Regions from separate parts of the Homo sapiens genome. Here region 2 is linked to region 1. Evidence: chromatin contacts called from ENCODE Hi-C data. All regions are on one chromosome and are shown on one strand. The core of a region is the stretch at or near the end of the contact, and the rest is flanking DNA. Distances in the headings are between cores, read along the strand shown.

The links. Hi-C counts contacts between places; a loop is a spot of excess contacts on that map. Pooled maps may share reads with other maps.
Region 2: a loop to region 1 is called in a map of ascending aorta, with 5 times the contacts of the local background. The contact joins the promoter of SLC16A7 here to the enhancer-like site in region 1. A Hi-C loop is called at or near these places in 1 of 168 maps with a recorded cell type or tissue (ascending aorta), 1 of 37 single-sample maps with no recorded cell type and 9 of 50 pooled maps.

The regions. Positions count from the first base shown.
Region 1 is chr12:58,422,035-58,428,902 of GRCh38, forward strand. No RefSeq gene overlaps it. Among named protein-coding and RNA genes, the nearest start is that of LINC02403, 340 kb to the left of the region's middle. RefSeq lists enhancers at 3,048-3,995, 4,000-4,079, 4,260-4,379. Within about 2 kb of position 3,582, at least 15 of the 41 ENCODE cell types and tissues checked have a DNase peak (open chromatin) inside an H3K27ac peak, as active enhancers do; they include ascending aorta, where a contact is called at or near this core.
Region 2 is chr12:59,593,799-59,601,447 of GRCh38, forward strand. SLC16A7 (solute carrier family 16 member 7) reads left to right here and starts at 2,231. Exons shown (of 6, transcript NM_001270623.2): 1 at 2,231-2,438. RefSeq lists a silencer at 2,160-2,229 and enhancers at 2,700-2,839, 2,890-3,039.

The DNA of each region.
Region 1 (6,868 bases), core at 2,332-4,831:
ATAGAGAATTTTAAAAAAGTGATTCACGGGCTCTACCCTTGGAGATTCTGATTTTGTGGATCTGGTGTAAGGCTTAGGAATGTAACTGCCCAGTGGGTTCACCTTGCCCGCTGCCCAGGCAGAGCCAATTTACCAAGACAGGGGAATTGCAATGGAGAAAGAGTAATTCATGCAAAGCCAGCTGTGTATGGGAGATCAGAGTTTTATCATTACTGCAGTCAGTCTCCCCAAGCATTGAGGATCAGAGTTTTTAAGGATAATTTGGCAGGTAGGGGCTCCGGAAGTGGGGAGTGCTGATTGGTTAGGTGGCAAATGGAATTATAGTGGGGTTGAAGTGAGTTTTTCTTGCTGTCTTCTGTTCCTGGGTGGGATCACAGAATTGGTTGAGCCAGATTATCAGTTTGGGTGGTGTCAGCTGATCCACTGAGCACAGGGTCTGCAAAATATCTCAAGCACTGATCTTAGGTTTTACAATAGTGATGTTATCCCCAGGAGCAATCTGGGGAGGTTCAGACCCTTGCTGCCTGGCCCCTAAACCGTAGTTTCCAATCTTGTAGCTAATTTGTTAGTCTTACAAAGGCAGACTGGTCCGCAGGCAAAACGGGGGTCTTTTTGGAAAAGGACTATTAACACTTTTGTTTCAGAGTCAAACTATAAACTAACTTCCTTCCCAAGGTTAATTTGGTGGACACCCAGGAATGAACAAGGACAGCTTAAAGCAAGATGGAGTTGGTTAGGTCTGACTTCTTTCACTGTCATAATATCCTCAGTTATAATTTTTGCAAAGTCAGTTTCAGGAGCTTGCATTTTTAAAAAGCTTTCCACATGATAGAAATCTCTGGTATAGGTAATTTATTCAGGAGCACAAATTTACATCAGAATAATGTCTGAGATATTTGAAATATTAGATGTTCTAGAAAGTGTTTTTAGATTCTTTCCATTAAAAAAACTCTGATATTGTTAGTATTTTGGCAAATAAAGTTCTTCTTGCTATTTAATGGCATTTATGAACCTGTGGCTAAAACAGATCACTTACAGATAGTAGATTCTTGTGTGGCTACTCCCACTATTTTTATTACATGGCTACAGAGCTATCTCATTATTCAATGCAATCAAACCTTATGTCAGTAAATGGAAATATGTGGATTTTAAAATAGAGGATTTTACTCCCCACACTCAGTCTAATGAAGCTAGCAGTTTAAAAATCCAAAAATTATAAAGTGAAATGCTCCTTCCTCTTCGGATGATATTCCTGAACTCCAATAGACAGTGTTGGGCCCAAGGTCGTTGTCCACCCAGTGGTTTGATGAAAAAATCACTGACATAAGGCAGATTGATTAGTTGGAGAAAAGACACACAAATTTATTTAATGTGTATGCATGGGAGCCTTCAGAATGAAGACCCAACCTCGCAATGAGGTACAGAAACTTGCAGAAAGAATGGGGGGTTGGATGGACAGAACAGGTTACAGGAAAGGGAGAAGAGGAATTCTACTAACCAGCAATAAATGATTACTAGGGAGAAGGACTGGATCCAGGGAAACAGAAATTAACTTGCAAATATTTCTGTTTGAAATTTAAATGATCCTTGGAGACAGTCATTATCTTATTGAAAAAAGGGGTTTGTTCAGGTGTAGTTTCATTCTTGGTCATCTTTTCTGTAATGGCCACAGAGGGGAACAAGAAAAATTGTTCTCCTTGGAGGTCTGGATCTTAGGCAGATAAAGGAACTTCAATGTCTAGGAGAGGTCATAGAGACCTTGAAGGTTTCTTCAGTGCAGCATGTCAAAAATGCCATATTTGGGGGTATTGTTTCTGAGCCCCAACAATAGCCTTTGTAGGAGAACAGAATATGCCACCCTAAAATATGCCTTTTTGGCATAAGGGTTATTTTGAACTAATTATTTTGAGAAATGGCAGACACATGAGAAACTCTGAAAACAGAGTTAAAGCTACCCTTTTTGCGAGGGAAATTAACATCTATACAAAAAATCTCAATTTGTAAAGCTATCTCTCTGTCTGTCTGTCTCTCTCTCTCTCTCTCTCTCTCTCTCCCTGCCCCCCAACCCCTAGCCAAGAAGAGATGTATGATTATAAATCATTTAAGACTCTTATCAATGGAGAAGGCACCCACTTAAATCTGCATAACAAACTTTTCTCTTATTTACTATGCTTTTCCCATACCATTCTTTCTTTCTTTCAGTGGTAGATTGTCTGTAAACCCAAGTCTAAACCATCTCTTTGAGATTTAGTGATTTCTCTAGATAGCTCCCATGTATACATGAGGTTACATGTTAATAAAATTGTGTGTTCTTTTCTTATCAATCTGTCTTTTGTTATAAGGGCCCATTCAACTAAAAACTATGAAAGTAAAGAGAAAATCCTTTTTCCTGTCCTACACCTTAAATAGGGAACATATGACTAAAAATATTCAGTCAAAAAGAATTTTTCTGAATTGATGCTGAGTTTCTGTCAAGAAAATTTGTGGATACCATACAAGGGAAAAAATGGGAACATAAAATTCTCACTTTCTGGTGCATAAAGCAGTGGGTTCATTTGTTAATATGGCTTTTAGTTTCATTATCAAAATTTGAACTTTTATGGTACATTAGCTGAGCTATTTCTAACATTCTTCTGAAAATGAGAAGATTCATGTCAAAAATTGGCTGTGACATATTTCTAATAAACAAATGGATAAGTGACTATCAGCTGCCTCTGCAATTCCTACTGACTTGAAAACTGCTTACTTTGAACCATTCAGGATAATTCTAGAAAGTTATAATGATTTTCTGGGAACATGCAAATAATGAAAGTCTGAGAAGTGATTACATTACCATAGTTTTACTCTGGAACTTGGCATAATGAAACTGAAACTTTTGTCAACAGTTAAAAATATTTGAGATTCGCTGAAGCAATCTAGTGCTAATGTCTGGAGTTGACTTTATAATTGAGACAATATGAGCCCTACTGAATGCAGTTATTGTGATAGAAAGCTAATCTAAAGAAAGTAGGAACACAATAGACTGCACACATTCTCAACCAGTTTCAATTTGGTATTTCAGTTTTAACAGTAAAGGTATCAGACTGCTGAATATTTTATTGTTGTGTAACCACCAAGGATACTGTGTAGACAGGTAAGATATTTTAATTTTCCCTCCTCTGGTGAATACAAGACCCATCAATGTCAGGAGTGGCACAGTGCAGCTATAAAGTAATATTTTCTTTTGCATTCCAACAGCAGAAAACATCTCTGGCTGCCAACAGTATCTGTATTTAAATTCTTCAGAATCACAGTTTCTTGTTCTTGCAAAGGACACACATTAGGGCCTGAATGGCCTTTGAAACTCATCTTATTTGTATTTGAGTGAGGGCTAAATTATATATCTTTTCCACACTAGGAAGAAAGAAAGTGGATTAAAGAAGAAAGATAGCTGTTTGAAATGCACAATGCCTTTACTAGGAACTAAAGGAATTGCATTCAATGGAAGCTGAATTTCAGACTAGTAAATGTGTTGGTAATCCTCTCTTTGTTTACTGAAAATGAATCACTTCTCAGTTTCTGAAAGGAAACAAAGAAATGTGCCCTGTGTTTGCAAAGGCTATAAATCCTCTAGTTGAGGCCATTTCAAGCTCACTGAGACTGCTGGTAAGGTTGAGTCATGCTTTCAAGAATGCATGGTGCAGTTTCAAAAAGAAAAAACAAAATGTGTTCCGAGTCAGCAGCGTTGCTGAGCAAACTGATGGTGAGTTTTCTGGAGAATCAGCCTTCAGCTCTGTGCCCACAGTCAGGTCACCCATTTATTCCTCAGAGTCAAATGGCAAATGTGTTCGTGCTGGTAAAGGTCAGTCAACACATTCAACTCTTACCCTTGGAGAGAAAGCTGGAAACCATCTTGGACACTTCTCATTGGCTTAGGAATGTCAGCTGAACTTGGAAACCTGCCCAGACTGTATTTTGCCATGACTGGCAGAGATAGGGTCTCCCACCAACTTCTCAGAACCACACTTGCAAAGATTAACTCTTTTGCACAGGAAACACCAACTTTCTATCTGGCCACATTGCTGCCTGAGACATGGCTTCTATTCTGAAGAGCTGCCAAGAGGGAGACTCTGTATGGCTGAATAGGAACAGCTCTGGTCTGCAGTTCCCAGTGAAATCAACACAGAAGGCCTGTGATTTCTGCATTTCCAACTGAGTGTAAACAAAGCTGCCAGGAAGTTCGAACTGGGCGGAGCCCACCGCAGCTCCACAAAGCCTCTGTAGCCACACTGCCTCTCTAGATTCCTCCTCTCTGGGCAGGGCATCTCTGAAAGAAAGGCAGCAGCCCCAGTCAGGGGCTTATAGATAAAACTCCCATCTCCCTGGGACAGAACACCTGGGGAAAGGGGCGGCTGTGGGCACAGCTTCAGCAGACTTAAACATTCCTGCCCATTGGCTCTAAAGAAAGCAGAGGATCTCTCAGCACAGCCCTTGAGCTCTGCTAAGGGACAGACTGCCTCCTCAAGTGGGTCCCTGACCCCCATGCCTCCTGACTGGGAGACATCTCCCAGCAGGGGTCGACAGACATCTCATACAGGAGAGCTCCAGCTGGCATCTTGTGGGTGCCCCTCTGGGGGACGAAGCTTCCAGAGGAAGGAACAGGCAGCAATCTTTGCTGTTTGGCAGCCTCTGCTAGTGATACCCAGGCAAACAGGGTCTGGAGTGGACCTCCAGCAAACTCCAGCAGACCTGTATCAGAGGGGCCTGTTAGAAGGAAAATTAACAAATAGAAAGGAATAGCATAAACATAAAGAAAAAGGACGTCCACACGGAAACCCCATCTGAAGGTCACTAACATGAAAAACCAAAGGTAGATAAAACCACGAAGATGAGGAAAAACCAGCACAAAAAGGGTGAAAATTCCAAAAAGCAGAACGCCTCTTCTCCTCCAAAGGATCACAACTCCTCACCAGCAAGGGGACAAAACTGGATGGAGAATGAGTCTGATGAATTGACAGAAGTAGGCTTCAGAAGGTGGGTAATAACAAATTCCTCCGAGCTAAAGGAGCATGTTCTAACCCAATGCAAAGAAGCTAAGAACCTTGAAAAAAGGTTAGAGGAATTGCTAACTAGAATAACCAGTTTAGAGAAAACATAAATGACCTGAAGGAGCTGAAAAACACAGCACAAGAACTTCGTGAAGCATACAAAGTATCAATAGCTGAATCAGTGAAGTGGGTGAAAGGATATCAGAGATTGAAGTTCAACTTAATGAAATAAAGTGTGAAGACAAGAATAGAGAAAAAAGAATAAAAAGGAATGAAGAAAGCCTCCAAGAAATATGGGACTTTGTGAAAAGACCAAACCTATGTTTGATTGGTGTACCTGAAAGTGACAAGGAGAATGGAACCAAGTTGGAAAGCACTCTTCAGGATATTATCCAGGAGAACTTCCCCAACCTAGGAAGACAGGCCAACATCCAAATTCAGGAAATACAGAGAACACCACAAGGATATTCCTTGAGAAGGGCAACCCAAAGACACATAATAGTCAGATTTGCCAAGTTTGAAATGAAGGAAAAAATATTAAGGGCAGCCAGAGAAAGGTCGGGTTACCACAAAAGGAAGCTCATCAGACTAACAGTGGATCTCTCTGCAGAAACCTAACAAGCTAGAAGAGAGTGGGGGCCAATATTCAACATTCTTATATAAAAGAATTTTTCAAGCCAGAATTTCATATCCAGCCAAACTAAGCTTCATAAGTGAAGGAGAAATGAAATCCTTTACAGACAGGCAAATGCTGAAAGATGTTGTCACCATCAGGCCTGCCTTACAAGAGCTCCTCTTGAAGGAAGCACTAAATATGCAAAGGAAAAACCCATACCAGCCACTGCAAAAACATACCAAATTGTAAAGATCATCAACACTATGAAGAAACTGCATCAACTAATGGGCAAAATAACCAGGTAGCATCATAATGACAGGATCAAATTCACACATAACAATATTACCCTTAAATGTGAATGGGCTAAATGCCCCAATTAAAAGACACAGACTGGCAAATTGGATAAAGAGTCAAGACCCATTGGTGTGCTGTATTCAGGAGACCCATCTCAAGTGCAAAGACACACATAGGATCAAAATAAAGGGATGGAGAAATATTTACCAAGCAAATGGAAAGCAAAAGAAAAAAAAACAGGAGTTTCAATCCTAGTCTCCGATAAGACAGACGTTAAATCAACAAAGATCAAAAAGACAAAGAAGGGCATTACATAATGGTAAAGGGATGAATTCAACAAGAAGAGCTAACTATCCTAAATATATATGTACCCAATACAGGAGCACCCAGATTTATAAAGCAAGTTCTTAGAGACCTACAAAGAGACTTAGACTCCCACACAATAATAGTGGGAGACTTTAACACCCCACTGTCAATAATAGAGCAACGAGACAGAAAATTAACAAGGATATTCAGGACTTGAACTCAGTTCTGGATCAAGCGGACCTGATAGACATCTATGGAACTCTCCACCCCAGATCAACAGAATATATATTCTTCTCAGTACAACATTGCACTTATTCTAAAATTGACCACATAAATGGAAATAAAACACTCCTCAGCAATGCAAAAGAATGTAAATAATAACAAACAGTCTCTCAGACCACAGTGCAATCAAATTAGAACTCAAGATTAAGAAACTCACTCAAAACCACACAACTACATGGAAACTGAATAACCTGCTCCTGAATGACTACTGGGTAAATAACAAAATTAAGGCAGAGATAAATAAGTTCTTTGAAACCAATGAGAACAAAGACACAACGTACCAGAATTTCTGGGACACATTTAAAGCAGTGTTTAGAAGGAAATTTATAGCACTAAATGCCCA
Region 2 (7,649 bases), core at 981-3,480, 1.2 Mb after region 1:
ATATTTGCTGGGCATTAAAGGAGGAAAAAAGGTTTAGACAAGTTTGATATGGAAAAGAGGGCAGTGAATGATAAAAGACAGAAAAATGTGAGAAGATTGTGTATGACTGAGGAATGAAGAAGGGAGAAAGAACCTAAACCACAAGGATGTGGGTATATAGTAAAAGACATGTGGACTTCATGAGTATATATGTGATGTACGTATTCACAGTTTGCTCATCTGTGGAATATGAGTTGCTAGAATGCTAAGTGTATTGCTATTTGTTTTTCCCACTGTTATTTCAGCTTATGAATATAAATCAAGGCAAACATTTTACCAGAGCATTCCAAGTTCTAATCATATGGCTTATTTTTTCCCTAAATTGTATTTTTTTCTCAATTTCTTAACAATATTAAACTGTAAGTCATAGGATAAACTGGCTGAATTTATTCTTAGCTGATTCTCCCTCCTTTCAGATACCTTTCTAGTCCAATCAAATTTTACATAACATACCTAGCTATCACAACAAAGCAATTTAGAAATGAGTTCCCAAATACTAACTCTGTGACAGTAGGTAAATTAGATCCAGAGTTTTAATTGTTGAAAAAACAAGACTTAAAAAGAAGGTTACGATATCATGCTATAAGTAGTGATGTTTGGCATTCAGCAATAGGTTAAACAGGTCAAGAACATGGGACTATAAGAAAAAAACAACAAAAAAGAAAAATCAAAGAGAAGGAAAAGGGAGAATAGGATCAAAATTCAGAAAGCATATGGTCTTTCTTCTTCCTCTTCTTTGACAGGAAATAAAAGTGATGAATGAGCAGGAAAAATATCAATAGCAAACACTCAAGACTATGACCTTGAAATGTGCCTTTATGTTGTTTCTTTTAAATGTTTAACTTTTTTTAATTAAATGAAGTGTTTATAGTCACTGCTAGACATTTCATCATTATCAAAGGCCTATTATGTCTTATACAAATGTCTATTTAAGCATTTTTAGCTTAAAAATATAAAATCCTTTCTGTAATTTTCTGCCTTTTTTTCATTTTCAAATATCATTCTTTCAATAAAATTATCTTCCAGTAATTTTGATGTTATTAATCACGATTATTTTTTCATCTTGTATTATGCCTACCAGCCACTTCATGTATATTATTTCACTTAAATCTTATGAAATCAACACGATTGATATTACTTTTATTTCATAGCTACAGAAATTGAAATTCAAATTTCGTCCATTACAACAGACTAGCTGTGGCAAAGACAATGTGAATTTACCCAAATGACTTAACTCTTTTTATAAATTCGTAAAATGTGAAGAATCATAGAACACACCTTAAAATGATTGTGAAATCAAGGAGGAGAAAGCTAGCTAAACTGGTAGACAAACTGCAATAGGACTTGTCAAGCCAAAACCTACAATTATTCTTTTGGATAGTTTCTTTTTCTCTAAAGTGGCAATTTAACTTAAAGATATTAAAGAAACCCAATCTATGGGGTTACTTAAATGTTCTCTTCCAGCCCTTCCTCTTTCCAGTTTTACCAAGAAGCACATTTTAGACAGGGGAAGAGACCAAACCAATGACAGCAGAATTACCATTATCTCTAGCACTATTCGTTGTCAAATAACTAAATGCTGGTTTGAAGAACTAAGTAATTTGAGAAATTAAAAATGAAAGGAATTATAAATGATTTGAAAAAAAATCCTTCTTATTTTTAATGTTTTTTGGTGCTGTTTTCTATGTCCTTCCTCCTATGGTGTCAATTATATTTTTTTCCGTGAAGTGATTTGGTTGGTGAGTCTAATCTCCAACAGTGCCCTACCTCTTTCTCCCAAAAAGGCCTCAGTTGAAAAATGGCTCAACACTTTCCCTGCAAGCTCACAATGAGGATCTCCTATTCTCCCTGCATTCGGCCAGACTCTTCTTTTTTTGCATGCTTTCCTCTCCCATGCTTGGGTTGCACAGAGCTACCGCACATCTGTCTTCTAGGTCAGGCTACAGAGTACTTCGGATACAGCAAGTTACGACCCATCTGGAAAGACAGATCTACCTGCCTTTTGGCTTTCTTCCTTGGTCAAAACTAAAATCCGAAGTGGAGTGCCCCGAGCGATAGAGAAAGTGCCTATAGCTTTGACAGCCGCTTGGAGCATGCTCAGTCGGTCTCCAGGCACCGGGAGGCGGCTCCCCCCCACCACCCCCCGGGCCGGCCTCCACCGCAGCCTGTCCGGCCCCCACCCCTGGCGCGCGCTCCTCCGCACCCACAAGGGCGTTCAGCAGCCGCGCCTCCCCTTCCCGCCACCGCCTCCTTCTCCGCTGGCTGTGGCGGGCGAGGACACGTCAGGGGCCATAAATAAATAAATAATTCCATTCACCCGTTGACAGCGAGGCGAATCGGCTGCGGTTTGCTGGGAACGGAGGGCTGCAGCGCCCACCCTGCGCCAGAGACCAGATAAAGTAAGTACAGCTGGGGAGGGAGGGGAGAGGAGGAGGAGGAGGAGGAGGTGCCGGCTAAGAGGAGGGCGAGCCTGCGTCTGCGACCCGAGCTGCCCGCGGAGCCGCACGCGTGTGTGCAAATAATGGCCAGCCTGTGACAAACGTGCCAACGCAGAGTTGGCCAGCGAGCCCTTATATAGACAAAAAAATCCCGAAGCGGCCGCGGGAGCAGAGCTCGCGTCAGCCAGTGCGCGCCGACAGCTGCCCGGGAACTGAGGGGGCGCGCGGGGTCCTGGGCAAGGAGCGCCTCGCGTGCTTTCGGCCAGGAGGTGCTCACGCTCTCGGCTTTTACACCGAGACTCAGCGTGGCGCGGTGCACCCCAGTCTCCCTGGCTCACGGGACTCCGAGGGCTGCTTCCAGTGCGGCGTGTCTCTAGTGCGCGCCCCGCCAGCATCCGGCCCCCGAGCCCCCTAGGGTGGCGTGGCTTCATTGCCGCAGAAGGTGGAGGCGGGGGTGGAGTGTGTGGAGAGAACGTCTTCTCTTTGAGCAGATGATCAGGACAGGAAGAGGCTGTGAGGGGAAGACGAAATACCGGGGGATGGGGGGGTTGTCTTTCTTCATTTTTGGTCCCCAGGAAGGATGGCAGGGGTGGAAGCAGATGGAAAACTATATGCGGGCGAGGCCTGAGCCCAGGCAGAAAGGGACCTCTGACTTGGCAAGGGTTCAGGAGGGCCTGAGCCTTCTGGTCTTGCTGGGCCACTGCACCACATTGGGGGCGCCAGGCCCGGTCAGGTGGCGCCACAGGCTGCGAGCCCGCTCACGTGCGAACTGCCTGTTTTCTCAGCGGATGCTGCATCGCGGCGCCCTTCTCCACCCCCTTTTCTCCTCTACTTCCGCGAAAAGGATTGCAGACTGCCTTGGAAAGGGCGGTCGTGCCCAGTGCCACTTTCCCGGTAGGGCTGAGGAGGGACTTCTGTAGTTCCAATTCCAGGGAAATTAAAATTTTACACACACACACACACACACACACACACACACACACACACACACACACGAGACATAGAAGAGGAAACGAGGAGTGGTTTCTCTACAATTGTTTTTTGATTTCCTTTCCTGTATTATTTCGTGTCCTCCTTCCCTCTTGGGTCCCAAAGGAGATGCGGCAGAGGAATAAAATAGCGGACAATGATGAAAGTGATGGGAAAAAGACTGGACCCAGAGGAAAGAGTGACTACTGGATGCCATTTCCTGTCACCCCATGCTTCATGGCTAACCCCAGTCTGAACTCAGAGGGTTGCAAACTTTCCACAGACAGGTTAGCTTGAATGTGTTGTGTTACTGGAACCACAAGCACTAAGTATGCATTTGGTGGAGTGTGGCTGAAAAATGAGAGTTGGGTGGGGACAGCAGAGGGCAAATGAGGGTTGAGCAAAGTGACTAATATTTAGCTCTGGTGAAGCAATCCTAACTCCAGGTTCTACTTCTGACTGAGCAGATTACATTTAAAGCAATCCAAGTGAGGGACTGAATGATCTCAGTGGAAAGGAAAGATTACAACCGTAAGAAACTCAGTGTATTGTGTAACAACTTACAAACTCAGAAACTATTTTTTGCAAATACAACAACAGTTTGCAGTTACATATTACTTTTTTCCCCCCAAGGCATGTTTGAATAATAAGTGATCTGAAATTTTAACATCTGTTTCCCGATGTTCAAATTAGTGTATCCTTCTATAAATGCTCAGTTTATTTCTAGACATTCATTTGCTCTTTGATAATGTCTGGCTTATATTTTTGGCTTTGAGCTCTTTTAAAGGGAAGGAGAGCAACATTACCTAAATAAACCTCCCTTGTCTGGAGTCATATTCCTGGATCACGGATCTGAAATAAAAGGCATCTCCAGAATTTGCTTTTAATTCTGTATTCATCCACCAAACATTTTTGAGACATTCACATGGAAAAAGGGAATTAACTTTAGAACAGATTGGTTCTGCACTTTTGTAAGGTTGAGTAATTGTTTAACAATCTGGGCTTTACCTTTTTCTTGTCTATAAAATGAGATTGGTGGTACCCACTCTGAAGTGATATTGGGAAGAATGAAGTGTGTGGTAAGTACCTAGAATACAGACGGGCTATATTTGAGCCCCTATAATCAGTCTAGACACCCTACCAGGGTTGCCAAGATGAATGAGGCTGTAATTCTGCTTTCAAGAAGTTCTCATATAGTCAGTCATTCAGGTTAATCTTTCTTGTATCCCATTTGCCTTTTAGTCCATTTTTTTTCTCCTCTTGATGGAAGAAACATATATCCAAGTAACTTGAAAGGAACTCCACAGTTGTAAGAAATGTTGGTAAGATCTGCTAAAAGGCAAATTTGAGAAGAATGTCTTTTCTCAGGAACCTGTATTCAGCCCATTTTTTGTCCATTAATAGTGATCCTTAATGAATAAAAACAGGTAATGAAGGATTTTTCTTCATGTTATGAGGGCAGGATGATCCTTCTCTGAAGATTATCTTTGTCAATGAATTGATTTCCATTATTTGAGAGAAGAGTTTGAGTTGCAGTTTCTACTACACCTTGGGCAAACCAATCCACTCACTCCTAAGAGTATAAAGTAACTGTAGTATATAATAACTATAATGACAACTCTGTAATGCTCACCATATTCCAGGCACTGTGCTACTACTGTCTGATAGCATGTAGCAACCATTTGAGGTGGATCTGTCCATATCCATATTTACAGAAAAAAGAATTTATGCCCAGAAAGTTTCATAGCTTATTCAGCTGGTACAGTTAGTAAGTGGTTGAGCTGGGGCAAGCACCGATGCGATCTGTTTGGCTTTAACCACTGTGTCATATAGCTTCTGCCTTGCATGAAGCTAAATAAGAGCAAAGACCTTACCTGTTGTTTTCTCCATAGCCCAGTACAGTGTCTGGCATGTCATGGTTCAGAACAACTGATTATAGAAAGAAGGAAAGAGGGAGGGAAGCAGAACTAGAGGGAAGGAGGAAGAGGAGGAAATAAAAATTAGCAAGTCCAAGTGTCTCCCGCCTTCAACACTGAATCTGGCAGGAAATCCAGCATGAACTCTGCCCTGAGAACACAATAGTTGAGGCTCTTTTGAGGATTCCTTTTCCTTGTCTTGCATCTAATCATCTAGTTTATGATGCTCATTTATGCAGAATAGGAAAATATTCTCTTTGGTTTGACAAATTAGCAAAAGGTGCCCATGAAGTGCAAACATCAAAGAGTGACCTACTCAAGGTGGACCAGGAAAAAAAAAGAAGGAAGAAATTAAAAGGGCAGACCATAATGCAGGGGCACTGGATTTAAATTTTAGTTAAGCCACTGGCTGGCTTTGTCTTATGCAATGTTGTGGTAGTACTTGTATTGTTGTTCTGAACACCAAAGACGATAACAAATATAAGCTGTTTTATACTGTGCCTGATAAATAGAATGGCATGCGGCAAAGAATAATTACATTCTGTTATTGCCCTTTGTTCCCCTCCTCCCTTCAACTCATCCCAAATAAAAAGTACCCTCCTGTTTTCCACATCTTGAAGTAATCTGTGTTCATCTGAACTACTTCGTAACTTGATCTGGGCTTCTCTTAGGCTGATTCTTATATTTTACCTTGAATTACAATTATTTGGGAAGGCATCCTATCTCTCTTCCTGGGCTACATGGTCTTTGAGAGTAGATGGTATATCTGATTCATCTTGGAACCTCTGTGGAGCTGCTGCTTGGGACAGGACAGGGCAGACGAGGGGCTCTGAAGTCCAGCCTGTCTGGGTTTTGATTTTAGCTTTGCCACTTATCAACAAAGACAAGTTGCTAGACCTCTTTAAGTCTCGGTTTCTTCATGTGTAAAAATAGAATAGTAACCAATTTTGTATATTGGTTGTAAACATTAAATGAGATAATATCTGTGAAATAGCACTGTGCTGAGCACATACATAGAAATAACTCAATAACTACTTTTAGGTATTAAATATTTGGCTTTATGTTTTTTAGTTTATCATAAGCATCACTGGCTTATTTTTAACAGATTTTTGGGAACTCTGAAATGCCAAACTTGCCATTAGATGGCACAACAAAGTTGAATTGCATAATAAACCATTAAGTGGACTCCCTTTGAGAAGTCATCCTGGTTTGTCACAGGCTTTCTCAAAACTGTTTGGATCAAAGTGATTAAGAAATATCTTGGGAAACATCTGCACACTAGCTCTCAGTGAATAATGGAACTTTTTTTTTTTTTTAACTTGTGAGAAAGCTTCATTTTCTCAGTTGCTGCTATAAATGGTGAATCCAGGGGCTGAGTCTACCTATGTGAGAGATCCAGCTGTTTAAAATCATAATATGAGAGACTAGCCTAAAATGGACCATTGTCGAGAGGAATAAATAACACTTATCACACGTATTTGGTAATTAGTAAATAAGTGGAGGGTCTTTATATATCAACTGTAATCATTAAAAATGTGGGAGAAAATTAAACAAATTGGAGCTGACTATAATAAAACTAGTCCAGCTGGAGCTGGACTAACTGGGACTTGGGTGCACCATAGACAATTTCAACATATTCACAAATATCAGTGTTGATAAATGAAGCAAGTATTTTTGGAAATAATTTTTCTGACCTAATACTAAAACTCCCGCAAATGTTTTCATTAATACTCATTGAAGTCTCAAAGGACCTCATGAAAATCCTATGGGACAACTGAACGACAGCTACAAGATACTGGCCTAAAGGTACTTTCGTTAAGTTCCACAAAAATGTCTGTATGGTTCAATTATAGAGCCTGGTGATTAGTTTTATGTAATAGTTGGCATTAAAATAGCAACTTTCAATAGAAAATATTTTGTGTAAGTGGTGAACACAAATGAAATATTTGTTTAGATAAATAAAGATCCATATACAGTGTTGGTATTTTGTAGAAAGCATTTTATTATAAGCATTTGCTGTTTCTCCACCTCATAATACAATATGTATCATTATTAATTAGTCAATACCTCTAATCAGATTTCTATTGAAGCTAATATGTAAAAGAATGGTACTTTTTACAAAGCAGCTGCCCTACTAAGTAATTAACTTGAATATCTATATCTTTTTTAACTAGATTAGATAAGAATAAAAAATAAAACTACAAAGCATGCATTTGATAAGTTTCTAAGGGATATTAACATTTATCTTATTTTAAAAATGATTTTCAAAATTTCTAGGATTTGAAGT